Regions from separate parts of the Mus musculus genome. Here regions 1 and 3 are each linked to region 2. The links are chromatin loops, found by intact Hi-C in ENCODE. Cell type or tissue: heart. All regions are shown on one strand. Each heading gives the region's core, and the rest is flanking DNA. Links, peaks and the distances in the headings are about the cores only. Region 1 holds the start of Tmem230 (transmembrane protein 230). Region 2 holds the start of Slc23a2 (solute carrier family 23 (nucleobase transporters), member 2). Region 3 overlaps Gm14051 (a long non-coding RNA gene).

The links. Peaks named below come from ENCODE experiments on the same cell type or tissue, not always from the same donor. Only the 100,000 strongest peaks of a DNase experiment are listed, where the experiment ranks them.
Region 1: a loop joins it to region 2, with 3 times the contacts of the local background. A loop is called at or near these places in 33 of 42 quality-filtered maps.
Region 3: a loop joins it to region 2, with 2.5 times the contacts of the local background. A loop is called at or near these places in 19 of 42 quality-filtered maps.

The regions. Positions count from the first base shown.
Region 1 is chr2:132,242,090-132,252,797 of GRCm38, reverse strand. Tmem230 (transmembrane protein 230) reads left to right here and starts at 5,010. Exons shown (of 4, transcript NM_027478.3): 1 at 5,010-5,225; 2 at 6,724-6,842; 3 at 8,657-8,779. The coding sequence starts at 6,744. Pcna (proliferating cell nuclear antigen) reads left to right here. Exons shown (of 6, transcript NM_011045.2): 2 at 798-895; 3 at 1,040-1,107; 4 at 1,360-1,554; 5 at 2,901-3,024; 6 at 3,103-3,512. The coding sequence ends at 3,182. In heart, for the core only: a CTCF peak has its summit at 5,108; a DNase peak (open chromatin) is centred at 5,027; H3K4me3 peaks cover 2,919 bases; H3K27ac peaks cover 1,530 bases.
Region 2 is chr2:132,138,938-132,149,645 of GRCm38, reverse strand. It overlaps Slc23a2 (solute carrier family 23 (nucleobase transporters), member 2), which reads left to right and starts at 4,538. Exons shown (of 16, transcript NM_018824.2): 1 at 4,538-4,634. Gm14051 (a long non-coding RNA gene) reads right to left here and starts at 6,067. Exons shown (of 3, transcript XR_866753.3): 1 at 5,061-6,067. In heart, for the core only: CTCF peaks have their summits at 6,856 (motif pointing left), 7,676 (motif pointing right) and 8,941; DNase peaks (open chromatin) are centred at 4,295, 4,935 and 5,305; H3K4me3 peaks cover 2,449 bases; H3K27ac peaks cover 2,189 bases.
Region 3 is chr2:132,218,754-132,229,461 of GRCm38, reverse strand. It overlaps Gm14051 (a long non-coding RNA gene), which reads right to left. Exons shown (of 3, transcript XR_866753.3): 3 at 9,210-9,415. Among named protein-coding and RNA genes, the nearest start is that of Tmem230, 24 kb to the left of the region's middle. In heart, for the core only: no CTCF peak of the experiment used is centred there; DNase peaks (open chromatin) are centred at 4,911 and 7,721.

The sequences.
Region 1 (10,708 bases), core at 1,033-9,032, 100 kb before region 2:
CGGGGCCCCACTCTTCCCGCTTCCGCTCTTGGCGGGGCTGTGACTCTGCACGCTCATTGGCTGGCTTGGCCATCCGCGCTTTCTGATTGGTCTATGGTGTCGGGGGCAGCCCTCACCAAAGCGCGCGGTTCCGAAAAGCCCGCGCTGGCAGTGGCGCCCACTCTGTTTCCGCGCCAAAGCCACAAAGCGGGAGTCCGCGGGAAAATGAGTGCTCCGGAGCTGTGCTCATTAAATGCCTGCAGCTTTGAGTGGCTGGTCTTAGCGCCTAATAAACGAGTCTTAGTGCAAATGTAATGTCGACTTAGAGTGACAATAGACCTTTTCTTGACTTCCAGAGTCTCACTGCGCATCATGGATTTGAGGGGAAATCTGTCAGTTTTAGCTTTTAACTTTGCTACAGCTACCTAGGTTAGTGCCTCCTGTATACGTGTTCAAGGACAGTGTGTGACTTATTTTAGTACAGATACATGGATTAGTGCCACTTGTATACATTTTGAAAGATTTACGAAAAGGCCAGACGTGATGGGGCACATTCTCCAGTACACTAGAAACCAAGGACACCCCGCTCAAAAAGATGCTTTCTCGAATGTTGGCTTTTAGTGCATTTTACTAAGTCGGTTTTAAGAATCACATATACCCGGTAATTTGCTTCACCCCTGAGAGAGTTTGGGGTACCCTTAGCCCCTTTAACAGTTCTCCAACCGTGAGTGTGAAATGGTACAACTTGTAATTGCTTTTTAAAATATAGATGTGGATTACATGTTGATAAAGCCTGTCTTTTTTTTTTTCCCCCCTAGCATGTCCAAAATTCTAAAATGTGCTGGTAATGAAGACATCATTACATTAAGGGCTGAAGATAATGCAGACACCTTAGCACTAGTATTCGAAGCACCAAGTAAGTTAAACACCTTTAAAACTCGGTAGTTACGTGTTGTTTCTGTTTCTCAAAACCAAAAAAAAATATTAACAATATTGTAAAATTTCCATCATAGATAGGACCGTGTGGTGTGCTTTGGTAACATTTTCCTTCTTTTGGTAGATCAAGAGAAAGTTTCAGACTATGAAATGAAGTTAATGGACTTAGATGTGGAGCAACTTGGAATCCCAGTGAGTTACCTTGTTTCTGATTGTGTGTTACCCTGCTGTGATACCAGCTGATGCGTGTTCTGAGTGGAGTGGTGGTATTGGGGATGAATGGCACACTGCCATTTCACTAAACCACAGCAGTCTAAAGTTGATTGAGTTTTAAAGAAACCAGAAGTCTTGCATTCTGAGTTCTGGTTAAGATGCTAAATCTTGAGAACATGAAGCTGAGCCTTCCCCCTTTTCTAGACTGACCTTTAACTTGTGGGTTTACAGGAACAGGAGTACAGCTGTGTAATAAAGATGCCGTCGGGTGAATTTGCACGTATATGCCGAGACCTTAGCCACATTGGAGATGCTGTTGTGATATCCTGTGCAAAGAATGGGGTGAAGTTTTCTGCAAGTGGAGAGCTTGGCAATGGGAACATTAAGTTGTCACAAACAAGTAATGTGGATAAAGAAGAGGAGGCGGTGAGTAGTAAGGGGGCGTCCAGTTAGGTGTCTGAAGCAGGGATGGAGCCTCGGCTTTTGTTTTTATTTATTCATTCATTTTGAGATGGAGTCTTGAGTAGACCAAGCTATCTTAGAGCTCAGAGACGACTCCATAAGCTTTTACAGGTAGCATTTGGAAAGCTAAGTGTACAGCCTTTTGCTTCCTGGAAATACTCTTGGCAAATAAGTGAGGGTTGGCAAGTGAGCAAAAGAAAATGGTTGGGGGTGTATGTAGCTTTATGTGTTGCAGGTTCAAGAGTATTTGCAGTCCCAAGGGAAATAAGAAAGACTTCACAAAATGTGGAAAGAGTTGTATTAAATGCTCTTGACAGTTACATCCATAGAGAAAGCTGGGCATGATGTCTCAAACCCACAACTGTAGTACTCAAAGCTACAGCAGGAAGATTCTCAGCTTAAAGTCAACCTGGCAGAAAATCTAGCTCAAAAAGAATGAGGAAGAAATTGGGAAGGCAAAGGAAGATGTTCTCCGAGTCCTCCTCATTCAAGTAGAACATACTAGGCCTCTTTAATTTCTAAGTATCCCTGAATCGAGGCTTTTTCTCAGGAATCCAATGTATATTTCATGGCTACACTTTTTTTTTTCTTTTTTAAGTTTTGCTAGCTAGCCTGAGCATCAGAATTACACACAGAAGTCTGAACTAAATAGGATTTTTAGGGTTTAGTATAGTGAAATTCAGAGTGCTTACTGCAAGTATTTAAGGTAAATATAAGGTGTTACTTGGCCTCTGCATGAATTTAAAGTAAATGAAAGTGTAAGAATTCGAACATAGATAAACACACAACCCAAGAACTAGTTCTTAACCTTAATCTGCTGAATTATTTCTACTTCCATATCAACTTCAGCTCCTCAGTTCTCAAATACTGACATGTAATTCATCAGTATTTGTCTGATGTGCAAGCATTTCCACAACAAAAGAAATTAAGGAATTTTTCAGTATCCACATGTTCAAGGATTGGGAATTGAATAAAATTGATAATCATACAATGAAGACTGGTTTACTGTCCCTTAGCTTGCATTCAGCTGTTGGTTCTTGTTTTTGGAAGTGGTTATGTGTTATCTTCCTCTCTTCATGCATTCTTTGCAAGAGAAGTATGTACAATCTGAATAGGAACAACTTTCTCCTTTGTTTTGATTGCTTGGGGTGTGGCTCTACAGGATGGGCAAGCTAGACTTTTTTCTTCTTTAGTCAAGGTTTTCATCAACCCTTCCAAAATGATAACTATTTGTTTTGCTTTGTGGTATAATACCGTGATCTAATAGTGTGAGTTTCTGATGTCTACAGTGAGCCTGTTTTCTCCTCTAGGTAACCATAGAGATGAATGAGCCTGTTCACCTAACGTTTGCTCTGAGGTACCTGAACTTTTTCACAAAAGCCACTCCACTGTCTCCTACAGTAACACTCAGTATGTCTGCAGATGTGCCCCTTGGTAAGATGATAAGTTTGAACATTGTTTTGTAATGTGGTATTTATAGTATTCGGTGGTTTAATTTTTCCTGTCTTTCAGTTGTAGAGTATAAAATTGCTGACATGGGACACTTAAAGTATTATTTGGCTCCCAAGATTGAAGATGAGGAAGCATCTTAGGCATTGCTAGAAATTGAGAAAACTAAACCTTTGAAGATTGCTCCTGAGATGCCAGCGTGTCCTGAGGTCTTTTCTGTCACCAAGTTTGTACCTGAGTATTCTTAAATATTAAAATAAAATATGTAGATATCTTCTGTAAATAACCTACTTTCTTTTCTCTCCATTCTCCATAATTTGCTTAAAGAATAAGCTCCAAAGTAAAAACTAGTTTTGTTAACATGAATGTTTCTGCTTTACAAATACTGGTGATTTTCATCAATGATCTTGACGCTAAATGCAGTTTTAAGAAATATTGTTCAATTTAAATAAAGTTAACAATTTGAAAAGTCATAGAGCAGTGCCGCCTTTGTACCATGGCTACTGAATAGTTATACCCTGTTAGGTAAATGGGCTTTTGTTCTCTCTTCCATCGTGGAGATAGCAATAAAAAAATGTTTCTCTTGAGTTTATGTAATTACGTTGTGCAAAGTTTTCTGGTAGCCTTGTTTGGGATGTAGCTCTTTTAAAATACAACTTTAATGGCAGTGCAGGGGGTGGGGTGGATAAATCTCTCCCTAGGCCAACCAGGACTACATACAGTCCATCTTGAGTGAAGCAAAGGCCCAAACTTCGTGGCTACTTGATCCAAGAAGGGTTAAAAAGGCCCTGTGGTTTTGATCATGATATGCTACATAAAACTAAAGAATATTTGAGTATATTTATTGTGTATGTGTGAGGCTCATGTGGGGGTCAGGACAATTTTATAGGAATTGGTATACCCCAGCACCCTGGCTTCCAGGGGTTGAATGAAGTTCTTCAAGCTTGGTGACAAATTATCCTACCTCCCCTCTCAGTTTTTATGTGTGTGTGTCTTTTGCAGGTATGAGTGAGCATGCGTGTGTTAACCTGGTTTGGTGTGGGGAACCATTTTCAGTTCTTGCTATATTTCAGCAGGATCTCAAACCATGGCTAGTATAGAGCCTGTTTGCTCTGTTCCGGGAGGCCACATTTGAAGGCCTTTAAATACTAAGCTCTATCTGTGGACCCCAAGATATTTTTCCTTTGTATTTCATGTTTGACAGTATGTAGACAATACAGCTTTGTTCTGGGAGGTTGTTGGTTAGAGCTCATGCCTAGTAGCTACAACTGTTCAATACTTTGAGCCAATTAAGTGCAGAAGGAAGTAGCCTGCAAATACTGCTCTCAGAGAACTCTGGAGTGGTGGGAATGCTTTATCAAGACGTCACTTTCATGAGGATGAATGTTAGAACTCAGCTGTGTCTGGTAGGTAGGACACTTACCTGGGTAGTGTTTAATAATCAGGTAGTAATAACAAGATTTTGGGGCTGTGAGAACGCTAATTAGTGAGTGGTGACCAGTGTCAGCATAGGGGTGTTTAGGACAGGGCAAGATTCCTGGTGGGTATCCCTTGTCCACCCCTCTGGATACCCAGGACTCTGCTGTGCACCGATGTGGCCATGGGGTCAGGACTGGAACCTCAACAGTTTTGCTGTGAACTCGATCCTGGTGGGTGAGACCCTAAGTACGCGCCCGCCCACCCTATGGAGGTAGCAGGTCCTGGTCACCAGGGCAAAAGCAAGCCGCTACCCGGTTGAGCATGGTGGCATTCGCCATTTGTCCCAGGCAAACCTTATGTTCGAGGCCAGCCTAATCAGCATCCTGAGTTCCAGGACAGCCTGCGCTACGTAAAGAAACGCTACCAAACATAAAACAAGACAGCAATGAAGCCCTCCAGCCATGTGCCCTGGAAGCAAGATTCGATGACACGATTTCCTGGTGACAGCACTTCCGGTGCGCCTCTATCCGCCACGTCACTTCCGCTGGGCTGTCCTTAAGACCGCCCCTTCCGCTTGGCTGTTGAGCGAGCCTTGCGAGCGCGCCTAACGGAGAACGGGGAGCGCAGCGCGGGTAGGGGGCGGGCGCGCGCTCCCGGAAGCCAGCCGCGAGACCTGGCCCTGCCACCGAGGCTGCTTCCCGGAGACAGTTAGTTCACGTTGGCGGCGGCGGAGGGCGACGAGAGGTTGTCCACAGCGCCACGCTTAGGTCCTTGTGGGCCCGGGAGGGTGGGCAGAAATCGTGGTGGGGCCGGTAAAAAGTGTAGCAGAAACTTGGGCTGATAGTTTTTTAAGTTGTCATTTACTATGTGATAACGCCACTCTAGAATCCCTTGCTAAGAAAAACAAATCTTCCCATTTCGTTGTCGTGCTGCAACGTTTTTGTTTTGGTGCGAGTTTATAAGTGGAAAGTACATAACTTTATAACTTGTAATACAAATCAGGCATGGTTTAATGCTTCGAAAATCCTGCTTATTGGTAGCTTCAACTTTTAGATATGAGGAATTAAACATGTTATGGGATGGCAACATCAAAAACCTAGTACCTAAGGTTTAGAAATGTAAATGGATTCCCGTTGCTCCTTTTTAGTACTTCTGAACTAGGATGTAATTAACCAAAACGCAGAAACACTTGACACCAGTTTTTTGCATGCTAGTTACTTAAGGTCGACTGTAATACCAGTGTCTGGCAGCTCATTAAGATCGAAAAAATATCACATGCCATTGTGGAGATTATGTGCAAAACATCACACCAGTGAAGGCCACTTAGTTTTCTTCTTAAAGATGGACTTTTTGCGTTTAGAATTCAAATGCCATTGCAAATAAAATAGTCTGTTTTGTTTACATAATTGTATGACTTTATAAAGAATCCACACATTTCATTTATGGTAGGGGAGAGTGTCTGGTCTTCCTATGTTGCCCAGACTGGCCTCCAACTTCGTATATCCACACCTTTCTTCCCAAGTAGTTGGGATTAGAGTAACCTACTGAAGTACTGAGCTTAAATTTCAAACTTTTAAGATTTAAACGTCATTGCTTTTAAATTTTACCTACTCTCAAATAATTCAGTAGTTATGATTTTTATTATGTCTGTCTGCTTTGAATAGTTTGAGTAAAACGGATTTTTAGATCCGTTTTTTCAGGAGCTACATGATGTGGAATGTAAACTCACTTGTTTCATGCTTGGGATGGGAGCAGAGAGGCAGGTGGCCGTGGATGTCTAGTGTGGTATGGATAGCCAGGGCGTTTCCCACATGGATAAGAATTTGTACATAGAACCGTACCACACCTAGAAGTAGACACGATGCTGATGTGTGTGTCATTCCTTATCCTCCTCCTCCTCCTTTCATGGCAGACAAAAAAGTTATGTGAATTTATGCTCCTGAGGAAAGTTAAGGGGTAGGCAGTACTGTAAGGGAGGGGTTGAAAATGTGAACATTGGACTTTAGAAAATTAGGCCAGAAACATCGGTAGCAGATTGAACAGAGCCTGATTCTTGGTGAAGTGCCTTTGGTGTCTTTCTGTGAAGTCAACCTAGATCCATAAAGGAAGCATGCTTAGTGTGTACAAGAAGTGTCGGGTCACCGTAAGCAGTGAAACGCCTAAGCTACCATGGGTAGCATGTGGCACAGCAGCTCGGAACAGTATCTGACATCCTTTCCTGGGCTGTACTGGGACTGCTGCAGACAACAAGTCTTTCCCTTTCAGACTAGCTGTGTTACTCTGTTATGATGCCGTCTCGTACCAACCTGGCAACTGGACTCCCCAGCAGTAAAGTCAAATATTCAAGGCTTGCCAGCACAGACGATGGCTACATTGACCTTCAGGTAACATAATCAATCAATTAAAAAAATTGGCTACTATCTGGACCAGCAAGAAACAAGCTGATTTCCAAGCTCTTTTGAGCCCCAGCTTGGAGAGGGGATCTTAGCAGGGCAGTTTCAGATATCTGCAGAGTTTTCCATTTCCAGTTTCAGTTGAAGTGCTAAAGCTACATAGTTATAGATTTTATTTGACTCATCCAGAAAATTCTTTGCTGACATCATGAGATGCAGATACAGATATTCTTTATGGCAAACAAGAATCTAAGCAAGTAAGTTTGTGTCCTCTCCTGACCAGTATTGAGTAGGATTAGCATCTCCTGTCCCTGAGGATAAAACAGCCTAGGTGACGCCTGAGCTAAGGAAGGAGTCCGTTCTTTTAAATATAAACAGATCAATAGTTCTTTGCATTTATGTGAAGAGGGGAGAGTAGCTCTGGGGAGCTTCCAAACCTGTAATGTCAGAGCTGGTAACAAGCTGAGCCTTAGAAGGTTTGCCTCTTACTTCTTTTTAAAATGTTCTTATGTTATTTGTACTAATAGTGGGTTTCATTGTAACATTTTCATAACATGCTTACACTGTATTTCAGCCTTAATCTGTCTCTGAAGCTTAACCTTGAGCTGAATCTACTTATGATGCGGGGCTTTGGGAAAGCTGAAGTGGAAGCTTTAGAGGTGGCTACGCAGTTAAGAGCACATACTGTTCTGCTGTTTTATTTATTTTATTAATTATTTATCATATAAAAATATATAATTATAGACGCTGCATATATAATAAATAGTATTCACAAATACTGTAATGAAATGAATATATTTATGTATTATGCCTATGAGTGTTTTGCTTTCATGTGTACCACGTGTATGCCTGGTGCCCAAGGAGGCCCAAAGAGCACATCAGATCTCCAGGAACCAGAGATTCAGATGTTTATGAGCACCGTGGGTGCTGAGATCGAAACCTGGGTCCTCTGCAAGAGCAAGAAATGTTGTCCACTGGGCCGTCTGCTCTTGCCCCCCCCTCCTCCTTATAAATTAGAAAAAATTTTTTTTTAATTTAAGTGTATTATGTTTTGCCTGCATGTATGTCTGTGTACCCTGTTGTATGCAGTTCCCCAGGAAGCTAGAAGAGGGTCTTGGACCCTCTGACACTGGAGTTACAGATGTTGTGAGTCACCATGTTGGTGCTGGGAACTGAACTCAGGTCATCTGGAAGGCAAGTGCTTTGACCTTAGAGCCATCTCTCTAGCCTACAAGTGTCAGTGTTGCTCAGGACCCAAGTTCGATTCCCAGCAACCATATTACGTGACCTACAAAGCTATAACTCCAGCTTTTGCAGGATCCAATTCCTCTGGCTTGAACAGGCATCTGCCCTCACATGTACATACCCACGCATAATTAAAAATAAAACACAGCTTTTAAAAGGAAGACAGAAAAGAAAGCTAAAATTCTGTTTCTAAACTTCTGACTGACTGTAAGCTAAGTCACCTTCAATCCCAGAAGTCACTTCTTCATGTCTGTATAGTGTGGTGCTCTTAATCCTCCACAGGTTAGTAGCAGCTTCCACGCATGGGCACTTAGTAAATACGTATCACCAGCTAGGCGACAACATCGTTTTAAAGGGATGTCCTTGTTTGTAATGTGGGGTCTGTGGACCAGCCGACGATGCTTCACTCTCGTGAACATCCAGTGCAGTGCTGACGGACATAGTTAAGACACTCGAAGCTTCCACTTTGATGCTCACGTACCCTCCCTGCACTAGAGTACTTTAGGCCTGGTCTTTTCTTAGTGTTCTTCATCATTTGTGTTTTTCTCTCTCTCTTCCAGTTTAAAAAAAGCCCTCCTAAGATCCCTTATAAGGCCATTGCCCTTGCTACCGTGCTGTTTTTGATTGGCACCTTTCTCATAATCATAGGCTCTCTCCTGCTGTCGGGCTACATCAGCAAAGGGGTAAGCTAATGGGCGTGTGACAGTATGCCATGGGTCTTTCAGATATGAGCCAGAACACTATTTTTATGTTCTAGAAGTACAATGGATTCCACTAGAAGAAACAATAAAGCGCATCTAGTTTCTCCTCTGATAATAAGGCATGGTTTTTTGTTTTGTTTTAGTTTTGGTTTGGGTTTTTTTTTTCTCCTTTGAGCAAATGTCTCCATAATTCTTAGAAGGTGGGTGCTTGTAAGTAGGCACACATAGCTTCTGAGATAGTTTAGAATAATGCAGCTTTGCCTGGGTTTAGTCTTCCAGACTAGTACATGGCTGTAGCTAGACTAACATACCATGGTTGTAGTTTTACCGAAGTGTAGACGTGCTGATGGGTGTTAGGGGTGAAGCAGTGAGGTTTGTGTAAGTGTGTGGCCACTACACCTTATAAGTGGGTTCCTCTTTCCATTGATTTGGTAAGAGTTCTGTTGAGTTTCAGTATTCAAACCCTAAGTGGTGCTTGGTGGTGCTTTCCCTTGGATGTTTATATATTCTCTGTCTTAAATTATCCTAACTAGGCTGGGCATGATGGAACACCGCTTTAATCCTACCACTCAGGAGGCAGAGGCAGAGGCAGATGGATCTCTGAGTTCCAGGATAACCAATGCTACACAAAGAAACCCTGTCTTGCAGGGGTGGGGTGTGACCCTAAGCAGTATTCTTTTTGGGGGAGGGAAGAAAAGATTTATTTTATTTTATTTTATTTTAAAGTTATAGGTCATCATTGAGAGAAGTTAAGCAATATTCTAACCATAATACAGATCCATTTTTTTTCTCTCTCACACTAGAAAAAATGTAGTTCCTTTTTGGTGCTTTACACAGTTACAAGCAGCAAAAATAAAGCATCCAGTTTCTGAGGTGACAATTGACACATGTTATTACAGCTGAAGCACTATTTGGGTTAGTTTTTATTGTTGTTGTTTTCTTTTGTTTTTGTCTTTTAAGATTTACTTATTTATATAAGTACATTGTAGCTGTCTTCAGACACACCAGAAGAGGGCATTGGATCCCATTACAGATGGTTGTGAGCCACCATGTGGTTGCCAGGAACTGAACTGAGAACCTCTGGAAGAGCAGTCAGTTCTCTTAACCACTGAGCCATCTCTCCAACCCTATTTTTATTTTTTTAAGACAGGGTCTCTCTACAAAGCCTTGGCTGTCCTAGAATTCACTATGTAGACCAGGCTGGCCTTTAATTTAGAGATCCTCCTGCCTCTGCCTCTGCCTCCAGAGTGCTGAGACTAGAAGTGTGTGCCACCACACCCCACTGCCACTTAAGTAATATTATCCAGTCCTTAGAGACAAGACAAAAAGGGTGCTATGTTTAAAACTAAGAACTTGAAAAAAGTGGTAGGGAGATTGCTTTGTCAAAAGAGTGCTTAAGGGGCTGGAGAGATGGCTCAGCAGTTAAGAGCACTCACTGACTGCTCTTCCAGGGTTCCTGAATTCAAATCCCAGCAACCACATGGTGGCTCACAACCCTCTCTAATGGGATCTGATGCCCTCTTCTGATGTGTCTGAAGACAGCCACAGTGTACTCATATATATAAAATCAACCAATCAATCAATCTTTTTTATTTTTATTTTTTTCCCGAGACAGGGTTTCTCTGTGTAGCTCTGGCTGTCCTGGAACACACTCTGTAGACCAGGCTGGCCTCAAACTCAGAAATCGCCTGCCTCTGCCTCCCAAGTGCTGGGATTAAAGGCATGTGCCACTACTGCCCAGTGAATAAGTCTTTAAAAAAAAAGAAGAAGAAGAAAAAAAGAAAGTGCTTAAGGACAGTGAGGCAGGAGTGGGTGGGTGGGGGAGCATTCTCGTAGAAGCAGGGGGGAGGGGTGGGGTGGGGGGGTTGCAGAGGGGAAACCTGGAAGGAGGATCACATTTGAAGTGTAAAT
Region 2 (10,708 bases), core at 1,079-9,078:
CGCATGGGGGTAGGCAGGGAGAGAGCTTCGTGACACACAGTTCCATTTCTACTTTTCAATCCGGAGGCACAGAGGTTGCTATGTATGTAACTTAGGCTGGCTTAACACTCCATCCTGCCTCAGAAAATTTGAGATTGCAGGCTTGCTTTCAGCTTATTACTTTTGTTTGTTTATTAATTGAAATACTGCTGCAATGAAGAACACTGCAATAGAAAGAAAGAAAGGAAGAAAGAAAGAGAGAGAGAGAAAGAAAGGAAGGAGGGAAGGAGAAAAGAAAGAAAGAAAGAAAGAAAGAAAGAAAGAAAGGAAGGAAGGAAGGAAGAAAGAGGAAAGAAAGAGGAAGAGAGAGAAAGAAAGGAAAGTCTCTAGGTGTGGCAGTCCTCTTCATTTAAAAGGCAGAGGCTGTTATGTTAGGTCTTTGGGGATTGGAGGCTAGCCTAGTCTACATAGCTAGTTTCAACCAAGTCAGAGGTAAGTAGTGAGACCTTGTCTGAAAAAAAAAAAAAAAGGTACAAAAAGCAGCAGTGATTTCAGGCAGGTCCCAGAGCTGCCCTGGGCTGGAGAGTGACAGGGTGTTAGGTGAAGTCAAGTGAGTGCTAAATTCTCAGTCTCTTGCAAGCACTTGCCCAGTATTAGGTGAAGGTTTTCCCTATCGCTCAATCTGATCTCTCCAAAATTAAAATGTCTTCCCTGAGTTTTCCTGAAGAGACAACTCCAAGTCAGAGTTAATGGCCAAGAAATGGGGTGCAGACTGTTTGCTTTTGTATGAGCTAAGAATGTATGTTTATAGTTGAATCCTAAGTAAAATCTTAGCAAAATACTGTACTGGGGAGGTCGGGCACTATTTCAGTGATAGAGCACTTGCCTACGTGGGTTCCACACCTTGCCTCCCCAAAGGAAAAGAATATACTTAATTATACAATTACTTTTATTGTATTTTGAGTTTCATTTAAAAAAACAAAAAAACAAAAAAAAACCAAAACCAATCCAAAAACTACAGGGATTTGTTTTTGACTCTTGATGCACAAAATACAAAACATTTAATTCTTTGGCCTTTTTCAGACACTGTTTTATGTAAACGCCAGAGAAAATGTTAGAATACTCTTGAACTTCTAGGTGTGTATAAGGATTAGCTGCCAGCTACAGTCACTCCTATGTATGAGGGGAATTTCAATCAAATTAACCAGTCATAAAACATTCTTGGTGGATTCTGTAAATTTGAGTTTAGAGAAGTTAATGAGGGCTGGGGGGAGCAGAACAGCGCTTATAGCTCTTGTAATAAGAAAGGAAAATCATGGGCCAGGCAGTGGTGGCGCACACCTTTAATCCCAGCACTTGGGAGGCAGAGGCAGGCGGATTTCTGAGTTCAAGGCCAGCCTGGTCTACACAGTGAGTTCCAGGACAGCCAGGGCTACATAGAGAAACCCTGTCTTGAAAAACCAAAAAATAAATAAATTAAAAAAAAAAATAGAAAGAAAATCACAGAGAAAGGAAGTGAGAAGAAAATGCCCATGTCATTTTTGAATTGATGACGATAAAATGCTTATTTGTAAGAGTGACCCTCATACATAGGAGTGACTGTAGCTGGCAGCTAATCCATCCTTATACACACTTAGAAATTCAAGAGTATTTCTAACATTTTCTCTGGCGTTTACATAAAACAAACTGTGTCTGAAAAAGGCCAAAGAATTAAATGTCACCCGTGTGTCACTGCACTGAGTGAATCTTTTGTATGCATGACCGCACTCAGTCCTCATTAGAGCCTTGAAAAGTTGAAGTCAGGGAAACCCTTGATGTCACCTCCTGTTCACCAGTGGTAAAATGTAGTACTTTGTCCAGAAAGAAAGGGAGGGCGTGAGATTAAAAAGTCAAGGGTCTTGAATGTTATGCTTTGGAAGAGACTAGATTCTGTTTATCTTTGCTGGGTCATTATTTAGACAAAGGGGCCCCAAAGGATTCTCAGAAGGGATGTCAAATGGTCAGTTGTGTTTTGAGATGATAACAAAGATGGTTTTGGGAGGCAGCTCTTAAGAGGTTGGAGAGTTAAAAACAAGAGACGGTATCTGCAGGTACAGAACACTTCCCCTGTTCAAGCTGACTGCAGGTGACTGAGTGGACACAGCGTCAAAGACAACTTCAGGGTTTGGGGTAGCAAAAACAGAGAACTCAGATAAAGAACACTCTGTGAAGGAAAGATGAGACTAGGGATGACTGCAGTGCAGGGGAGTGGCTGGTTTCAGGACCCCTGGCCCCAGGGCACAGAAAGCTTCAGCTAGGCTAGTCTGGTAATCTTTATATACACTGTTTGCCTGTAACCTACAGAAACCTCTCTAGACTATTGTACTTCCGAAGGCAATGCAAATACCATGTAAATAATTGTGTTCTGTGAAGGACAGAGAGACACAGGGAAGGCTCTGCATACATTCAGTACAAAAGTGCCCTAAATAATTATCTTGGCACTATCAAATCAGGAATCTCGCCAATGCTTGGAAAGTTTTGATCGACAGTTTTTGACTCGGTACATGTACACTCTGGGGGGGGGGCACACACAAATGGGGCATTTATAGTTTCTGGAAACATTTGGGAAGTGTGTCTAGAAGTTCAGAAATGACTGGTCTGGAAAGAGAGGTAATGGGGGAAGAGGGTGGTGAGAAGCAGAGAGCATGGGGAGCCTGAGGAGAAAAGGGCATCAAGGGGACCAACGTCTTTAGAAGCCCACACCTGAGAAATCCTTCCATCACCAACCTGGGTGGAAAAGAGTGGGACAGTCAGGAAGGCTGAGTGGCTTTATCACATAAAAACATCTCCAGGAGGGGGTTAGTCAATGGAATGTTACTAAGCCAAGGAAGGAAAAAAAAAAAAAAAAGATCTGTAAACAGGCAAAAGGATTTGGCACTTAGAAGGTCACAGATGACGTCTGAGAAAGCGGGAGACTGATGGTGCTTTATAGTGCTTGTTGAGTGCGGAGGGTGGGGGAGGAAGAGATGCAGGAAACCAGGGAGGGAGGGGGGAAACCCGGAGTGAGGTAGTGCTTTAGGATTGGAGGTAAAACTATAAAGGGGGAGTTAGGGAGTGGGAGACAATATATATGGGGGGAAATGAAGAAAAGAGATGAACTGAAAAGATCAGGGGTTCTTGATCTTGGAACAGGCCTTCTATTCCAAAAGGTTCCATATTGTGGAGCAGAACACACACATTATGTTTTTAAGGGTGGCTGGAAACTCTGGCATAGAAAGAGTTGTGTGCTTCTCTGGTGCTGGTTACAGAATCATCTCTTTTCTTCATCTTCAGTGAAGATGAAATACTAACCTATGGTCTTCCAGGGTATGCTGGATTTTACAATTCAACTTACTGTTTTTTAGGGTTTTTTTTTTTTTTTTTTTTTTTTTTGAGACAGGAGTCTAAGTAGCCCAGGCTGACTTCAAATTCATCGTCTTCCTGCCTCTGCCTGCAAAATGCCGGGATTACAGGTGTGCACCACTAAGCCTCACTGGTTTTATTTTAGTGTGAGACTTAGAGAATTATATATTGATTCTCTCAGCTCGTCCGCACTAGCCTACTTTATAAAATGCCCGTCTTTGCTGGTTACGGCATGCCTCTATTGATCAGTGTGCTACCAGTCCTCAAGACTGCCAAACATAAACAATTCAGGAATAAAATCTGCTTTTTGTTTTTAAAGATGAGGTCAGCTGTGGTCGACCATTCTTTATGGCTCTCCGGAGTTGCTTGGGGATGAAAGGAATTACTGGGTTAGAAAAACAACCAAGACAGTGGTTTCAAGATGGAAGACAGAAGAGAGAGCTAATTATTAGGGTTTTGTTTGTTTTGGTGGAGGTAAGAACGTGGTTTAGTTACAAGTTAGTATCTTAGACCACCGCCTGCAGCATCACCTAGAAACTTCCTGGAAATGCAAATTTCGAAGCCACACTTCAGTTTCAGCACCGCTGGGGGTGGTACCCAGTTTTAATGATGCCCCCCTGGGCAAGACTGCCCGGCCTAAGTGCTATGTGTTTATTGACACGCGGCCTTTTGACTCACAGCCTAAGTGCCCATCCAGCAGGCATTCCTTGGGGGGTACACTTGAGAAATACAGAATAGCAGGTTGCCCCCAAACCCGCTCTATCAGAACACACGCCCCAGAGAAATCAAGCCTGGTGTGTCTTCTCCCGCGTCAGCATAAGCAAGGAGGCTCTCTTTCCCCAGCGAGTTCGGAAGCCTGACGGCCCAATTGGATACGCCGCGAAATTGCTTTAAAGCGGGTTACCCACTGAGCCGGGTACACTGCACCCCTCTCGCTGTCACCCCACAGCTACTGCAGGGCTTGGGGTCCTGCAGGGTAGAAAGGAGGCTCTGAAGGGGAGAGCCTGCGAGCGTCGAGCATCCTAGGCGGCCCCCCCGGAGCAGGTGTGTGGGGAAGGGTCTGCGGCTCGGCGCCCCGGGGCGCGCGGGCGGAGCCGGGGGTCGGGCGGGGAGGGGCCGGCGCGCGGGGCGGGCGGCTGCGCGGCTCCCGCCCCCGGCCCGCCCCTCCGCGGCGCCATTTTGCAGGCGGCTGCCGCGGGGACCCAAGGCGGCGGCAGGCACTGCGGCGCGAGCGGTGCGATCGGCGGGACGCGAGCCCAGCGAGCTGCAGGCAGGTGAGAGCCGGGCCGCCGCGCCCCACGCCCCACGCCGGGTCCGCGGCAGCACCTGCCGGCAGCCCCGGTTGCTCGCCGAGCCCACGAGGCCGGCCCGCGCGGCCCCCGCGCGCTGTCACCCACCCGCGGCGCGGCCTGCGCCCCCACGCCGGCTCGCGCGGCCCGGCGGCCCCGGCTGCAGTGTCAGGCCGTGCGTCCCCGGCGCTCACTGCCGCCCCGCCGGGTGCCCCCGGGACAGCCACCGTGGGCTCGCCGTGCTGCGTGGCTTGCTGCGCGCCCCTCCCCAGGTGGTGCGCCCCGCATCCCCGCGCCCGGGGATTCAGGGTCAGCCCGAGGGGCGGGGGATGGCGGTGCTGTTTCCAGTCTGGCTTCCTTCCCTCTTTGCGGAAGGCGACACGGAGTAATTTTAGATGCCGCTGCACCAACCTTGCGACCTTTCACGCTGGCCTGCCCCGCAGGGGTCCGGGGTCGCCTTGTTGCCTGCGCTCTTGACCGAGAAATTGACATTGGAGTGTGATAACTTGAAGGTGAAGAATTGTCTTCATCGTTTGGCCGGAGATGTCCCATTAGATGTGTAGCCTATGGGAACTCGGCCTTCATTCCGGATGAGGGGCTTTAAGCGGGTCTGATGGGAAACTCCTGATTTTCAGCGCAAGGGGTGAGGGCAAGTGCACAGGGAAGAAAGTTAGCTTTTTGAAGGCTACTTGGGGTTGGGGCATTTGTAGTAGCTGTTAGTCTGCTTTTTGCGGTGCTGGGAGACCGGATGATGGCGAAGATGCTATCCCTTCTGACGCTTGGGTCCTCTGAACTAAGGCGGCCAGGGATGTGAGGATCTGGTATCTGAGTCCTGAGACAGCCTGGTTTGAGCTGTCATTAACTGGCCATGTGACTTCCCTTAGGCAGTTTTCTCCTTTCTGAAGGCTAGGCTAGGTGGCTGAAATTTTTCTGTTTTTTGTTTGAGTGCTATTGGGCTGAGGCCTCACCTGCTCCGTTTCTCTCATCTGCCCTTTCATCTTGTGTGACTTTGCTGGCCTGCTCCTTTAAGGTGTTTGACTCTGGTGAAGTTTGTGAGAGGCCTTCTTCACCTCTTAGAAGTTCAGGATTCTCTGCTGGGTTATAGTTGACCTTATCAGGGTCACTTTAGAACTACTCTCTATGCTTAGCTCATCCAAAAGTTAATAGCTTTGGGCAGTTGAGGCTGTCCACCGTGTTAGCACTCATGACACACCTGGTAGTTAGTTAAAAGGAGGCCCTGAGCATCCTCAGGCAGACATCAGCGAGGCATGAGGTATCTGTTCTCTAGACAATGTCTTTTGCTCAACTGTTAACTGATTCTTTCTTTTTATACCAGAGTATTTCCATCACCCCGACTCCCACCACTGTTTTATTCTTGTGGGAAGTAATTTCTGTAAGAAAGTAGGTGTTTGCCCGGCGGTGGTGGCACGAATCCTTAATCCCAGCACTCAGGAGTCACAGGCAGGATTTCTGAGTTCAAGGCCAGCCTGCTCTACAGAGTGAGTTTCGGGGCAGCCAGGGCTACACAGAGAAGCCTTGTCTTGACCACCACCACCTTAAAAAAAAAAAAAAAAAAAGGGAGGAAAGAAAGTGGGTGTTTGAGTGGCATTTTTTTTTTTTTTTCTTTTTGTCCTGGCTGACCTGAAACTTGCTCCAGGCCAGCCTCAAAGTCAGGGAGAGCTTCTAAGGTCCAGTTTAAAGTTCCACCCCTTGCCCCTTACTCCAGATACTTGCCTGGTACTTAGTTTTCTGAGTATGGCACATTATGCTGAGATTAAAACCTCTACTAAAAAGCAATTAGGCTGGGTGTGGTGATGTAAATGTATAATCTTAGCAACTCAGCCCAGCTGGTGGAGATGGGAAGAAGACAGGCCAGCCTGGGATAAAGGGCAAGGCCTAGCCTTGTAAAACTACACAGAATATTGATTTATTTTGAGACAAGGTCTTTATATGCAGCCGCGGCTGGCTGGAATTCATAGATCTACCACATCCCAGTAGTGAGACTAAAGGTGTGTGCGTACCACCATGTCCAACAAGAAAGTTAAAAACAAACTAGAGGGCTGGAGAGATGGCTCAGCAGTTAAGAGCACTGGCTGCTCTCCCTCCCCCCCTTGTTTTCTTAAATTACAGGATCTGGATTTAATTCCCAGCACCTACACGATGTCTCACAATCATCGTTAACTCCAGGGACTCCAGTGCCCTCTTCTGGCCTCTGTGGTATGAACACTGCACACACCTGAGACAGCACGCTCCGGGGACACCACCCACACACGTTTTTTTCTTTTTTTAAAAAGTACTTGAATCAATATGACTGTCCAGGTGTGAGCTGAGCCAGGACGACACCAGTGAACATGCTAAAGAGGATGGGAAAAGGTCCACGAGGCTTCAGCCCCACACCGAGAGCTGTAGGCAACCGCAGAAAGCCGGGAGTGGCAGAGGTGGTCCTCCCAGGGACAGTACCAGTCGGCTGTTCAGTGCCAAACGGTCAGCCCTGACAACACACATACAAGTAACTGAACAGTTATATGTAGGTATATGTATGTGTGCGCACACACACACACACACACACACATATATGTATATATATATGTACATATATGCATACTATAATAATTAGTGAGAAAAGAGGCCCTGAATTTAAAGGAGATTGGGGAGAGGTACATGGGAGGGTTTGAAAGTAGGAAAGGGAAAGGAGAAATGTAATGGTCTCAAAAAGAAAAAAAATTAGTGTTGTATATGGTTTAGATAGTTGTGGGGTTTTTGTTTGTTTGTTTGTTTGTTTTCAGATTTATTTAATGCGCCGCATGCTTTTGATCCCAGAACTTGGGAGGCAGAGGCAGGCAAATTTCTGAGTTTGAGGCCAGCCTGGTCTACACAGTGAGTTCAGGACAGCCAGAGCTACACAGAGAAACCCTGCCTCGAAAAAAAACCAAAAAAAACCAAACAAACAAGATTTATGTAATGTATATGAGTACACTGTAGCTGTTTTCAGACACACCAGAAGAGGGCATCGGATCCCATTACAGATGGTTGTGAGCCACCGTGTGGTTGCTGGGAATTGAACTCAGGAACTCTGGAAGAGCACCAGTGCACTTTAACCACTGAGCCATCTCTCCAGTCCCCTTGGTTTAAGAAGTTTTGAATGCCATACTGCCTCCCTCGTTTGTATAGCAGTCTAGTGGGTCTATATTTTGGAATAGGCTTTTTGTCTCATTGGTAAGCTTGTGTGCCCCCCCCCCCAATTCTTCTGTTAATTAGGTGGCAGCTGCTACTGAACAAACCATTCTTGAATTAAAACCACGGCATCTGTACTCAAAAGGTGTAAGGTTTAGTTAGTTCCTTGGTTATGGGAAGTACTGAGTCAGCTGTCATCAACTCCACCGTGTTTCTAAAGAAACCTGGGCGCCATCAGGGGTTCTGGATTTGATCCCACTGATAGTTTAAGGAGTTTTGTCATTTTGGTTAAGAAAATTAACTCTTCACCAGTAATTTGTCTTTTTATGGCATTTTGAACCGATAAGTGTAAGCTTAGAAAACCCTATTTACTCTCATACTTTAAAAAAAAATTTTTATTTTTTTCAAGATAGGGTTTCTCTGTAGCCCATGCTGTCCTGGAACTCACTCTGTAGAACAGGCTGACCTTGAATACAGAACTCTGCTTGCCTTTGCCTTCAGTGGTAGGATTAAAGGCACATGCCACTGTGGCCGCCACTGCCTAGTTTACCCTCATGTTTCTTAAGTCTTCCCCAGAGTTCTTTGGTCTCTCATTCATTCACTCTCTTACCCCACCACTCCTCCAGTTCTCTGGTGAGGTGTGTGTGTGTGTGTGTGTGTGTGTGTGTGTGTGTGTGTGGTCTGGAGTTCTTTTACATCTGTCCTTCTTGACCAGGTTAAGCCTGTGAAGCCGGTAGGTTTAAAGGAGCCCTTTGTGTGCGCTCTCCATATCCTTGCCATTCTCCTCCTGGCTTGGCTGCTTCTATCGTGTCCCAGGTTCTAGGTTGTTGGCGACTTCATAATTAAGGGCTGCTTTCAGCTTGAAACTTTCATGGGCCTTTTACTCTTTATCCTGACACTGAATCTTGCTAGGTTGCCCAGGCTGGCCTCAAAGGACTTCGAGGATTTTCCCTTCACCTGATCCCAGTCTCAGGCATTCATCTACGTCTCATCCATTGCTGGACTGCCTGCTTTTTTCAGGGCGGTAATCTGTGTGGTCAGATGCTGCAGGGAGGAACCCTGGAGAGTTTGATGGTACTTGGTTTTTTGAATGTGGCACTCTCTAGTGGAGGAGTCAGAAAACAGGACTTGGAAAACATCTTAGGAGGCCTGAGGGAGGCTGGCAGCGTGGGGACGGGAGCAGAAAGGACGAGGGGCCCGAGCTAGTCTGCTCACACTGCTGGCACGGTGCGTCCATCCGCTTGGGAGGGGTTAAAACAGTCATTTATTTCTCACAGTTCTGGAGACTGGGAAGTCGGAGGTCAAGGTTCTGGGTAACCTAGTTCTGATGAGAGCTTCTGTCTGGCTCATAGACAGCCACTTTCTCATCAAGTGGTACTCACATGACCGTTTCCTAGTGTCTTTTCTCTCCCTCCCGCTCCAGAGCTAAGAATTGAACCTAGGATCTTGTGCGCACTGTACCACTAAATTCCGTGCCAGTGCTATTCTTATAATCTTACTAGATTGAGTCCCCCTTATAGTAAGACCTTATTTAACCTTAATTATCAACTAAAAGTGTTCTCTGAATCTGAGCACATTGTAGGGGTTAGGAGCTCGGTACATGATTTCTTTAGTTGGAAGAGCAAAACAGTTCACTCCATAGAGCAGAGTATGGATAGGGCTATCTTTAATTTTCATGCTGGGAATTGAACCCAGGGCTTTGGCATGTTAAGCAGGGGTTCTGCAGAACTTCACCCCTGGCCCTGATTTCAGTCCTAACAAGGACATTTGTCTAGCCATTGCTGTTTGAGAATTGGTGTGGATAGGGTAGGGCTGAGGTGGTGGGCAGGTCAAACCATGGTGATTTACTGTGGGGAGACAGTAAGAATTGACTGGATTCCAAGGCACGGCTAGACAGGAGGACGGTAGGAGAAAGAAGAGGAGGAAGAGTATGTCATGGAGGAAGACAGACAGACAGACAGACAGACAGACAACAGAGGCTCCTGCCTGACACCTGGAACAAAAGTGGCTGAGGGGCAGCTTCCCGGTGTGTGACGTCGTGCCCAAACATGTCATACTCCAGTCAGGAAATGAGGCAAATGGGATCTCTTCCTGTCTCCAGATGTAAACTTTGTATCTTCTCAGTGCCCTTAACTTAACACCCCCATCCCCCACCCCCCACCCCAGTGTAGGCAGTCTCTAGCACTCCTGGGAAGTTTACTCCATGAAGAAGAGTAATCTTTCTAGTGCCCTGTCAGAGAAGGCTCACTTATAGGTTCCTCACAGAGCACCTGATGACTAGACTTCTGTCTCTCTTTCTCCAGGGCATCTCATTAAGTACCTGGTGAAGGGTACACCTCCACTGTGTGTGTGCGTGCATGCATGTCTGTCTGTGTCTGTTTGTACACATGTATGAACAAGAGGACAACCTTTATTTATTTTATTTATCATTATTTTTTGAGATTGTATTTTTATTTTGTGTGGATAGGTGTTTTGCCTACATGTAGATCTATACATGCAGTATTCTTAGAGGCCAGAAGAGGGCATCAGGTCTCTCTGGGATTGGGGTTGCAGGTGATTGAGAGTGGCCATGGGGGTGAGGGTATTAAACCTGGGACCCCTGGAAGAACAGCCAGTTCTCTTAACCACCCAGCCATCTTCCCCATCCAGAAGGTGTGTTTTGGTGGCTGAAGGCGGGACAGGAGAGTAGTAAAAGTCTGTGTTTCTTTCCTGGGGTTGGGAGTGGTAGGTTCTGTTTTCATCCAAGGTGCTGCCAACCACCCCTGCTCTTAGAGACAGCTCTGCCCTTGACTCAGTGTTTGGAGCCATGAGTGCTGACATTGAACCCTAGTCTTCAAGAAGAGAGTCCATGCTCATAACTACATTGTCATCTCTTCAGCCGCTAT
Region 3 (10,708 bases), core at 1,881-9,880, 79 kb before region 2:
GTCTTAAGGCTCAAAGCCTGTGAGTAATGTAGAGTCTCCCCTGAGGGTACCGTGAGGGTAGAGTGTGTGGCTGTCTGCTGTCCAGAAAAGATACAGCTGGGTTATGAGGTATCTCTGGATGGCTCTGGTCATCTGCAGTCAACTGGCTTTCTTGATACTCTTGATGTTTTTCCAACTTTTGACATAACTAACTTACATAGGAAATTGTACTGGCAAAATACTAAAGGTCTCTTTTAAACAGTCTCTCTCTTTTTTTTGACAAAAATGCATGAAGATACTCTTAAAAACTCTTTTCCTTGTGAAATGTATTACACAGAGAAAGGTATACAAAATGTTAAGTACATAGTCTAAACAGGCATCAAGTCTGAAACTCCAGGATATACTGCCCAGATGAAGAACGTACTATAGGGGACTGGGGCAGACAGCAACACCAGCAGGATGGTGGCAGATGATATCACAAGGGAGCCCTGAGCACTACCTGTCTTCATCGTGCCTGAGAGGTTATCACAGGAGAGGCCTTGGTGTCAAGGACAGGTCCTAGCCTCTGCTCTGACAGGGAGCCACTCCTTCTCCTTTAGTTCACACCTAAACCTACCACGTAAGACCAGAATCAACACAGCTTTCCTTCTTAGTTTTGTGACTTGGGAGAGAAATCCCTATCTCAGCTCTTGACTTTAGGTAAAAACAGGCTGCTTGGAGAAGAGGCACTCAGGAGATTCCAGAGCACAAAAGGAAGAAGAGAATTAATGGAGAGTTGCCACCCAAAACATTAAGTTCATACAAAGAAGATAACATTTGTAGGAGAGAAGGCACTGGCAGGGGCAATCTGGAATCCAGGAATACTGCTGTCAGATAAAAACAAAACAAAACAAAACAACCAAAGACATTTCAAAAACAACACATTAAAGTTTAGACACTGGAATTAATGTGTTTGGCAATGCTAGAGGTTAACCCTGGGGCTTTATAAAATAGTATCAATTACTAAAATTCCCTCCAAGGGACTGGAGAATTGGCTCAGTAGTTAAGAATTCTTGCTCTTGCAGAGGACCCAGGCCCTGTTGCCAGCACCCACATGTTAGCTCACAACAGTCCTTTACCCCAACTGCAGGGAACCCGATGTCCTTTACTGACCAGTGTAGGCACCAGGCACACACATGGTGCACAACATACATCTAAGCAAAGCACTCATGAGTGTTTAAGAGTTGACACAGGGAGAAGTGGAAGTCTGAACAGATCAGTCATTGAGGAAAATAAATTCTAGTGGATTGAAAAAGGTGATCAAAAACAAAAAAAAAAAAAAAAAACCAACAAAAAAAGTAGCCGGGTGGTGGTGGTCCACGCCTTTAATCCCAGCATTTGGGAGACAAAGGCAGGCGGATTTCTGAGTTTGAGCCAGCCTGGTCTACAGAGTGAGTTCCAGGACAGCCAGGGCTACACAGAGAAACCCTTTCTATAAACAAACAAACAAGCAAAAGTTTTTCCAAGGAGCTGGAGAAAAGCCTCATCACTTAAGAGCACTGTCTATTCTTCCAGAGGACTGAGGTTCTATACCCAGGACCCTCACAGAGGCTCCACTACCACCTGAAACTCCAGTTTCAGGAAATCCCAATGTCTTTTCTAGTCTCCGTGAGTTCTGCTTGCATGTGGTACTGAAAGAACCTAGTGGGGAAACCCCCACTCAATTCCCGATTCGGCGTGCACCCAAGAATCAAGAACAGTACAGAATGCCTTGATGTAAAAACGTGAGATAGTTTAATGGCCGAGCTCCAGGTAGAAACGTATCTCACGCAGGAGACAGTGGATTCGACCACGAGGTTTGGAAGCTAGGGGTTTTTATAGAAAAGGGGCTGGGGCTGGGGTAGGAATTGGCATGGTTTCACATGATTGGTCCATTTAAACATCAGCAGACTGTACATGCAGATAACATTTAACTTAGGTTAGAAGGGCAGGAGATAGGGAGGCGCTGGGCAGTCATTCTCTTTATCTTTATGGCTAAGCAGCCTCAGGAATGTCTATATAACAACGGGCCTGCCAGGGCATGTCCTGGCCTGATCTGCTATGTTCTCAGCACCAGGTTTCAAAGTTCACAAACAACTCTTTGGGCTATTTGACATAAATTACATGAATCACAGGTCTCAAGTTTTATTTTCTTTCAGTACGCAGGTATACAACCTAGCCAAGCACCCTTACACATAAAAATAATAAAACCTTCACCCCTCAAAAAAATATTACATAGTGGTGCATACCTTTAATCCCAGCACTCAAGAGGTGGAACAATCACTCACTAAGTTCAAGGCCAGCTTGTAACCTATTGAGTTACAGGACAACCAAAGCTGCACAGAGAAACCCTGTCTCTAAAAAACAAGTCTTACTGCAGGGCTGAGGAGAAGGCTCAGTGGGTAACATGCAGTTTAAGCTTGTGGACCTGAGTCTGATCTCCCCAGAATCCAGGTAAAGTCAGGCTGGGTAGCGCACATCTCAAACAAGGTGGAGGGCAAGGGCTTGCGGCTTGCTGAGATTCTCCTATGACCTCCACATCTGACCTTTCACCCTTATATGCGCACACGCATACACTTTTAAAGTCTTCCCTAAGTTTTCAGACCTAGTTGCTAATGTTGTACAAAATGTCCAGTAAACCTTGAGACTGTGGGAAGTCTGAGAGTCTAGACTGTAAGGAACGCTTTGATACATCACCGTTTACTTTACAAACGTAATATAACCCTCAAATAAAATCTTACCCAAACTCATTTTCAAGTGTTGATTTTAAGATTGTAAATAAATTGTGAAAGATAAAGCCTAGCTTTTGATTATAACAAGTAGGCAAAGTCAAGGGTGTTGTGTTCTATATTTCCCTGCCTTAATAAGTTAAGGAGAAAAATCGTACGGCCATTTTGATGGATACCAAAACCTGCAGCAGATGAATACCTGTCTTGATGCAGCAGATTAAGCCGCCTCCCCATCTTGACTTAGTATTGACAAAGTAAACTCTACCCAACTTCCAACAGACAATGGTGCCTAACCTCATTAAATATGAATAACAACAGACATCACGACTAATGAAATGTCAGATGCATTGCCCTTAAAATCAGAAACAAGGTGAGCGTGCCTACAGATGCTTCTCATCCTGGCTAAAGGCCAAAGCGGGTGTGAATCTTACACAACAGATAACTTCCAAAGAAATAAGGCTCCCCACCCCTTCTTTTTTTAATTTAAAAAATTCCACTGGATTTGACTTCCCATCATGAGTCACCGTCCTTCCAGGTGATGGAAATTCACTGATGGGAGTAGTCCCCCTTCTCAGCAGCTCTGGGAACAAGGACCTCACACAGTGTCGGGAGCCCCAGGGAGGAGAAGCCTCCGACACACGAGTGTCCACACTAGTATTTGGTTTGTTTGGCCTGTTTTTTTGTTTTTGTTTTTTTTTTTAAGATATTTTGTTTTATGTAAGTACACTGTCACTGTCTTCAGACACACCAGAAGAGGGCATCAGATCTCTTTACAGATGGTTGTGAGACACCATGTGGTTGCTGGGAATTGAACTCAGGACCTCTAGAAGAGCAGTCAGTGCTCTTAACCACTGAGCCAGGACCTGGTCTGTTGGTTTTAATTTTAAATTTTTATTTGTGTGTGTGTGTGTGTGTGTGTGTGTGTGTGTGTGTGTGTGTGTGTGTGGCCTGTGCACCCGTATGAACACACAGAGTCCAAACTTTGTGTGTGGATTCAGAGGACAATTTGGGGGAGTTGGTCCTTGCCTTCCACCTTGGTGAGGATTTCCCCCTTGTCCTTCTACTGTGGTACGTAGCTCAGGCTAGCCAACCTGAAGCTAGTTCTGGGTGGTTCTTCTGTTTCTGCCTCTCATCTCCCCGCCGGACCGGTAAGATGACAGATGCACACACTATGTCCTGCATACTCAGATCGTCACTTGTAAAATGACAGGCAGATGTGCAAGCTGTGTCCTGCACTCTCTGATCTTGTGTGGGCAGGGCTTTTACCCACTGAGCCATCTCCTTGCCCCTGAGTTTTGGTTGGTTGATTTGTTTGATTTTTGAAGCAGGCTGTATAGCCCAGGTTAACCTTGAACTTTGCCCTGCCTTTCAAGTGCTAGGACCCACACATGTACAAGGCTACTGTTTGCTAAAATGTAACTTGTCTAGAGTGTAAATGGCTTAACCTTAGCTCCCTGTTCTCCCATTGAGAATCTTCGTTAGGTCTGGGTCTCTCAGATGCTTCTGCCCTTCAACTGGACATGGAGGAGCATTTGTGCCTACTTGGTGGGAGTGTCCAAGGATTTCCCAGTTCCTGGTATCCTTCTAGAACTGTGTCAGATCATTCTGCTGACCCGAGAACTGTGCTCTTAGGGCTACCCAAGTGCACCCACAGTTTTTAAATTCTTGATGAATTGATACATTTGTTCCCCCTTGGACACTACTGAGGGAAAAGGCTGTGGATCTCTCGAGATTCCAGTTGCTTGGTCTGTCTGGGTGGGGTCTCTTAGTGTTCTGACAGCTATATCAACCTATCCCTCACTGTCTATTTATGTCAATGTCTGGGCTTCCAGAGATGAGGACAGAGTACAGAAACATTTTTCAGTGTTGAACATTGGCTTCTAACTCATTTTTTTTCTTCTGAATCTAGAGACATTTCATTCATCTTAAGAGGCACTTCTCAAGCCACCTATGGTGGGAAGCCATTCTGTTTTAATTCCATTGGTCCAGATGTCAGTCTGGAAATTGTGCCCTTTGATTAGTTATGGAATCTCTGAAAGCTCATAGGGGCTTCTCCTTATCCATAACAACCCAGCCCAGGGACTTGGGTCAGAATCAAGGAAGCTGGCATATGGTCTCTACTTCATGTGCTGTTCCAAATCGGACAGAGACTTGGCAAGTTGACTTCCTTTTCCTGCATTCTGCTGTATCACCCCTCCCTAAGCCAGCGGGCAGAGAACACCCTCAGCACTACCAGCTAGAAAGAGTGGGTCATGAGGTTCCGAAAATAGTGGAAATGAAAATTGTATCCTCTAACTCGGCAAGTTTCATTCTTGCTACAGAAATGAGAAGTACTAAGGAAAGAAAATGTGAAAACCCAATCACAATTTGTAAGTAAGCCCATTATGACCCTCAAAAGACAAGAGCCAAACATAGTGATCCAACACCTTTAATCCCAGCACTCCGGAGGCAGAGGCAGGCAAATTTCAGTGAGTTTGAGACCAGCCTGGTTTAATGAGTGAGTTCTAGTACAGCTAGAACTACACAGTGAGATCCCATCTGAAAGGAGGAGGAGGAAGAGGAGGAGGAGGGGGAAAAAGAAAGGAAGGACGGAAAGAAGGAAGGAAGGAAGGAAGGAAGGAAGGAAGGAAGGAAGGAAGGAAAGAAGGAAGGAAAGAAGGAAGGAAAGAAGGAAGGAAGAAGAAATCGATCAACACTAATAAAGAGAATTTAGCAAAACAGATGCTCGCTGAGAATATCACAATTGAGGGCGGTGCCACTACATCATGGTAACATGTAACTAATACTTATCTTACTTATTTCTAAGCAGGACAACAAAGTCTCATTCACAAAAAGCTGAAACAAAACACTTGAAGATTAAACTAATGGGAAGTTACTTAAACCCATTTGATGAAAATCATGGAACCTTACTGAGATGCATAAAAATTATTTTGTTAACTTAGACTCAATTTTCTAAAGCATACATTTATCTACAATTGCAATTCTATCCTAATTAGAAACCCACAGGAAGAGTAAGGAGTGGGGGGGGGGTCACATAATTATCTTAAAGACTATCTAAAAATCAAAGCTATGACATAAATCAGAAAGAATCCCAGAGGGACTTGAAGAAATGCTGCCCTATGACAATGCAATATCATTCTAAAATGGCCATTTATACAGAAGTTAGAATGGTGATTTTGTATAGACATCTACATAAAAATCAATAGAAAAGAAACGTGGACAAGAAGCAGTCCAGGACAAAGGTGATGGCTGTCAGGTAAGTGTGTGCTACCCAAGTGTAAGAAGTTTTTATCTCTAGCACCTAGATCAGATTAAATAAATAAAAATCTACCAATAAACAAAAATTCTGGATAGTGGTAGAACATTAAGACCTTCTGAGCATAGGTTCCTACGCGACCACACAAGCCACATATTAACAGCACTGATCCTAGCTATAATTAATGTACTGGTATCCTCCTTTCCCCCTTAAGTACGATTCCCTACTAACCTGCCTGAGATCACACTGCCCTCGGTTAGCTGGGCTAGCGTGTGTGTGTATATGTGTATGTGTGTGTATGTGTGTGTGTGTGTGTGTGTGTGTATGTGTGTGTGTGTGTGTGTGTGTGTATGTGGTCCATTTGTGAAGTAGTCAGTCAGCTTTCATCCTTGGTGCTCCTGATCCCTGAATCTGATTTGTTTTCCTTCTAAATCCTTACTACCAGCTGTCATACTACATACTACACTATATACTACACTATATATGTATATATGTACACACAGACACATATATGTATATACACACACATTTACTGTGTGTCCCCCTTGCTAGCATGCAATGCACAGAACTGCAGACTTATTTAGTTTGTATCACTTCCAATTTCCAAGCCAGCCGCTGTTACCTATGCTTGCTGAGAGAAGCAAATGAATCAGAGAATATACATAATATGCATCTGGTAGGCCCATCCACTCAGCCAGCTCATGCCTGTCCAGTCTTTGCATCACACAACCCCTAGAGCATAAAACAAGCCCACAGCCTCTGCCTCAGAGCACCCCCTGTCCCTGAGGGAACAGATGTTTGGGGTGTGCTTGGGATCACGATGGAGTTCTAAAGTACCACCACACAGAATACCATGAGGTCGTGTGCTGTGGGGAAAGAATTCTTTTTTAAAATCGCCTTTACTAGTTGGGTGTTAGTTGGGTGTTGGTAGCACACACCTTCAATTTCCACACTGGTGAGGCAGAGGCAAGTGATCTCTTCAAGTTCCAGCCTGGCCAACAGGCAGAGTTTCAAGATAGCCAAGACTACATATAAAAGGATTCTGTCTTGAAAAAACAAAAACAAAAATCAGTTGGGTAGCGGTGGTGTACTCTGGAGGCAGAGGCAAGCGGGTCTCTATAAGTTCAAAGCCCAGCTTGGTCTTCAGAGTGAGTTCCAGGGTAGCCAGGAGTACACAGTGAAACCCTGTCTCGAAAAACAAACAAATAAAACAATAAACAACAACAACAAACAGTTTTCCTAGGGCACAATTGCCATAAAATAGACTCAACCCTAACTTCACAGCTAGAGGAATGCAGATATATGTGTATATGTGTATATGTGTATATTAGCATTCTACAGAACTTTAAAATTATGCTTTAAAAGCATACTGTTGCACTTCCTAAATCACTCACATTTATTTATCCATTTATTTATTACCTCTTTATTTACAGTGTGCGTGTGTGCGTGCAGCTGCACACTGTGGCCTGTGTGTGTGGCAAAGACAGCTGGGGGAGTCTGCTCGTCTCCTCCCGTGTGGGATGAGGGGAAGCTAGCACAGACTGTCATGTCTGAGCCATGACGCTGGTCCGACATTAGCACTTCAAGTCGCAGGTCTGTAGTGTTAACAAGCACACTGCTGTGCACTTTGCCTCTAGAACCCTTTCATCCTGCAGAGCAAGCTTGTGCACAGTCAACTCGGTCAACGCCAGTTCCCTTTTCCCCCTCCCTGGGGAGAAGATTCTTTTTGAGTCACCCTTGTAAGTAGAGCGTTCAGGATATTTAAAGAACTCCTGAAAATGATCTCAAAATACAGCTGCTTCCAAAAAGAGCCAGTGAATCATTCCGGGCTCATGAGAGTGCAAAATTTAAAAACACCACTCAAGTTGACAAAAATGGAGAAGGGATATTCAGGAACTGCTGTGTTGAATACTCCTCTGCCCAGGGTTTGAATGGTACGGCCAGGCCTGCATCCCATTCTTTCTGCGTCAGCATGGTCTCCAGTGTTCTCTCCCTTCTCCAGCAGGCTGCAAGCACCAGTGATTATGAGCTGGGTCGTTTTTTTTTCTTTCACAGTCTTTTTCCTGGCCTCCCCAAACTGGCTGACCTAGAAACCCAAGAGAGGGCTCCTCAGGTCTCTAGTGAGTCTGTTTGAGTCTGCTGGCCACAATAGCCAGAGGAATAAACCTGTTTCTCGGGAGTGAACTTCAGTTACAAGGCTACTTGACTTCTTTCTTAGATCATCAAACAGCCCAGGGAGGTGGGAGCCAAATTCTCAAGAGGCTTCAAGCTCATGTTCATGCCCCATTCTTCTCTAAGAGCCCCCATGTAGAAGCATCCCAGGGTCTGTTCTTTTTGGCCACCGTGAATCATGTGGGCTTTCCTGGAAGGATCTCCATGGTCAGAGAGAACTGCTCTAAACGCCATAATTACAAAGTGGAAAGAAGTTGGTTAGTTTTACTCAATGGGGACTAACATGAGAGATAACAGGCCCTCCTGGCAGGTTTTTGATCAGGGATATGAGGTAGCTTAAATTTGTAGCATGGTAGGATATGGAGCCCATGGCTAAGCAAATAGATGTCCCTGCCACCTAACAACCCAGAGTTTGATCCCTGGAACACACAGGGTGGAAGAACAAAACTGACCCCCACAATTTGTCTTCATACCTCCATTTATATACTATATAACACACACACATTAGACACCATCAAACATCTACTAGTAATAAAACATTTATTTCTACAAATTTTTGATACATATAATTTTTAACATTTATTAAACACAAAAGCAAAATTGCATATTAATGGCACTAGTGCTATTCTGTCTGTATAAGGAAGTGTTGGCTGAATGTCCAACACTGCAGACAGAGAGGGGGCTCCAGGGTTTTTCAGAGGTGATTGACATTTCACTTTTACAGTGCTGAGATGCCATTTGCATAACTTAGTAACATAAAATGACCAGAACATGTTTAGGGCCATTTCAGAAACTGTTGGGAATTCTCTCCAAATCACAAGTCAAATTAATTTAATTTTTTTACTCTCTTTTTAAAGATTTATCATCTTAACCATGTGTAGGTGTTTGTGTCTGTGTCTGTGTATGTATGTGTTTGTGTCTATGTGAGGGTGTTAGAAGTAAGTTTGAGGTCACAAAAGAAAGGGCCCACCGTTCCAACTGAAGTGTCTGGACAGGCGAACATTGCTCTTGATCAAGAGGGTGCTCTCAGAAAATCAAACACACGGAGACAGGAAGTGTATCTAGTTTTTATTCTAATTTCAGGTGGTGGCTGTGTCTCTTCCCCATTGGCTGGGGTCTGACCTCACAATCTTATTCAGTTGGTTGGCTAGTCCGAAGAGAATTGGCACACAAGGGAGTTGGATGAAGGGGAAAGGAGGTGCTGCTCCAAGAAGGGGGTCACTGCTCCAAGAAGGGGGACACTGCTCCAGGACATAAATTCCTAGAATAGAGCAAAGGTTTTCCTGGGTCACAGTAAGTAAAACACTTGTGTGAACATCTTATAATGTGTGGGAGATAAAAATATTTTAATTCACTGGGCAGTGGTGGCACACGTCTTTAATCCCAGCACTTGGAAGGCAGAGGCAGGTGGATTTCTGAGTTCGAGGCCAGCCTGGTCTACAGTGTGAGTTCCAGGACAGCCAGGGCTACACAGAGAAACCCTGTCTTGAAAGAAAAAAAAATTTTTTTTAATTCCTTGTCCTTGTTTTATAGTATTTGACAAAAAGACTGGTATTTGATATTTCTTACAGATGTATGTGCCGGTGCCCTTGGAGGTCAGAATCATCAGATTCCCCCGGGTCCCAGGTGAGTGTGAGCTGCCCAGTGCGAGTGCTGGGAACAGATCTAAGGTCTTCTGTAAGAGCAATTCGTACTCTTAGTCACAGAGCCATCTCTCCAGTCTTCTGTATAAACAATTTAAAAACCAGTAATAAAGCCTAAGTCAGCAACTCAAGCCATGGATTTAAAGCCTTTGTTTCCTATGATTAAGTGTTCATGTTTCTCTAAGAGCAGATGACTATGTGTGCTCATTTAGACCTCTGCAGTGCAAAGCATGCAGGGAATCTACCTCATAGTGTTTCAGACCATGTGCGGCTGTGGCTTCAGACCCAAGTCTGCAGTGAAGTTACAAGCACAGCCGGGGTGAGCATCGTCAGCAGTCACTCCATGTGTTAGGTCTTCTATTCTCTGGCCATTGTGCATTCAGAAACCTTTTACCGTTGCTGAATTTCCAGTGAACCTCAACAGTCCGGCTCTATGTAGAAGATCCTAACACAGACAGTAGATGCCCTAGGCAAGTCGCCTTCTGAAGGCCCAAACAGGGGGCTCTCTGGCCTCCAAGGAGGCAATGGGAGACAAATGAATCATCACGCTCCCATTTTTGCTTTCTGACACTTTTCATTTCTGACCGTTTAGTGATTTCTTGTTTTTAATGTCTGGCCTGATTTCTTATAGAAGAGTCAGTGCCTGCCTGTCATTCTGCTGTTAACTTAGAGGCAAGACCTAGTGTCTCCTAAAGGCTTCAGACACTCACGGCCTCCAAAGCGAGTGCTGCTCCAGATCTTAACTTTTGTTTTTGGAGACAGGGCTTCACTATGCAGCCTGTGCTGTCTTTGATTAGACAGTTCTTTTTGCCTCAGCCTCCTGAGAGCTGGGGTTACAGGAGTTTACCACCAGGTCCAAAATGAAAGTTTTTAGACATTTGTGCTAGTTTTCTGTCAGCTCAATACAAGCT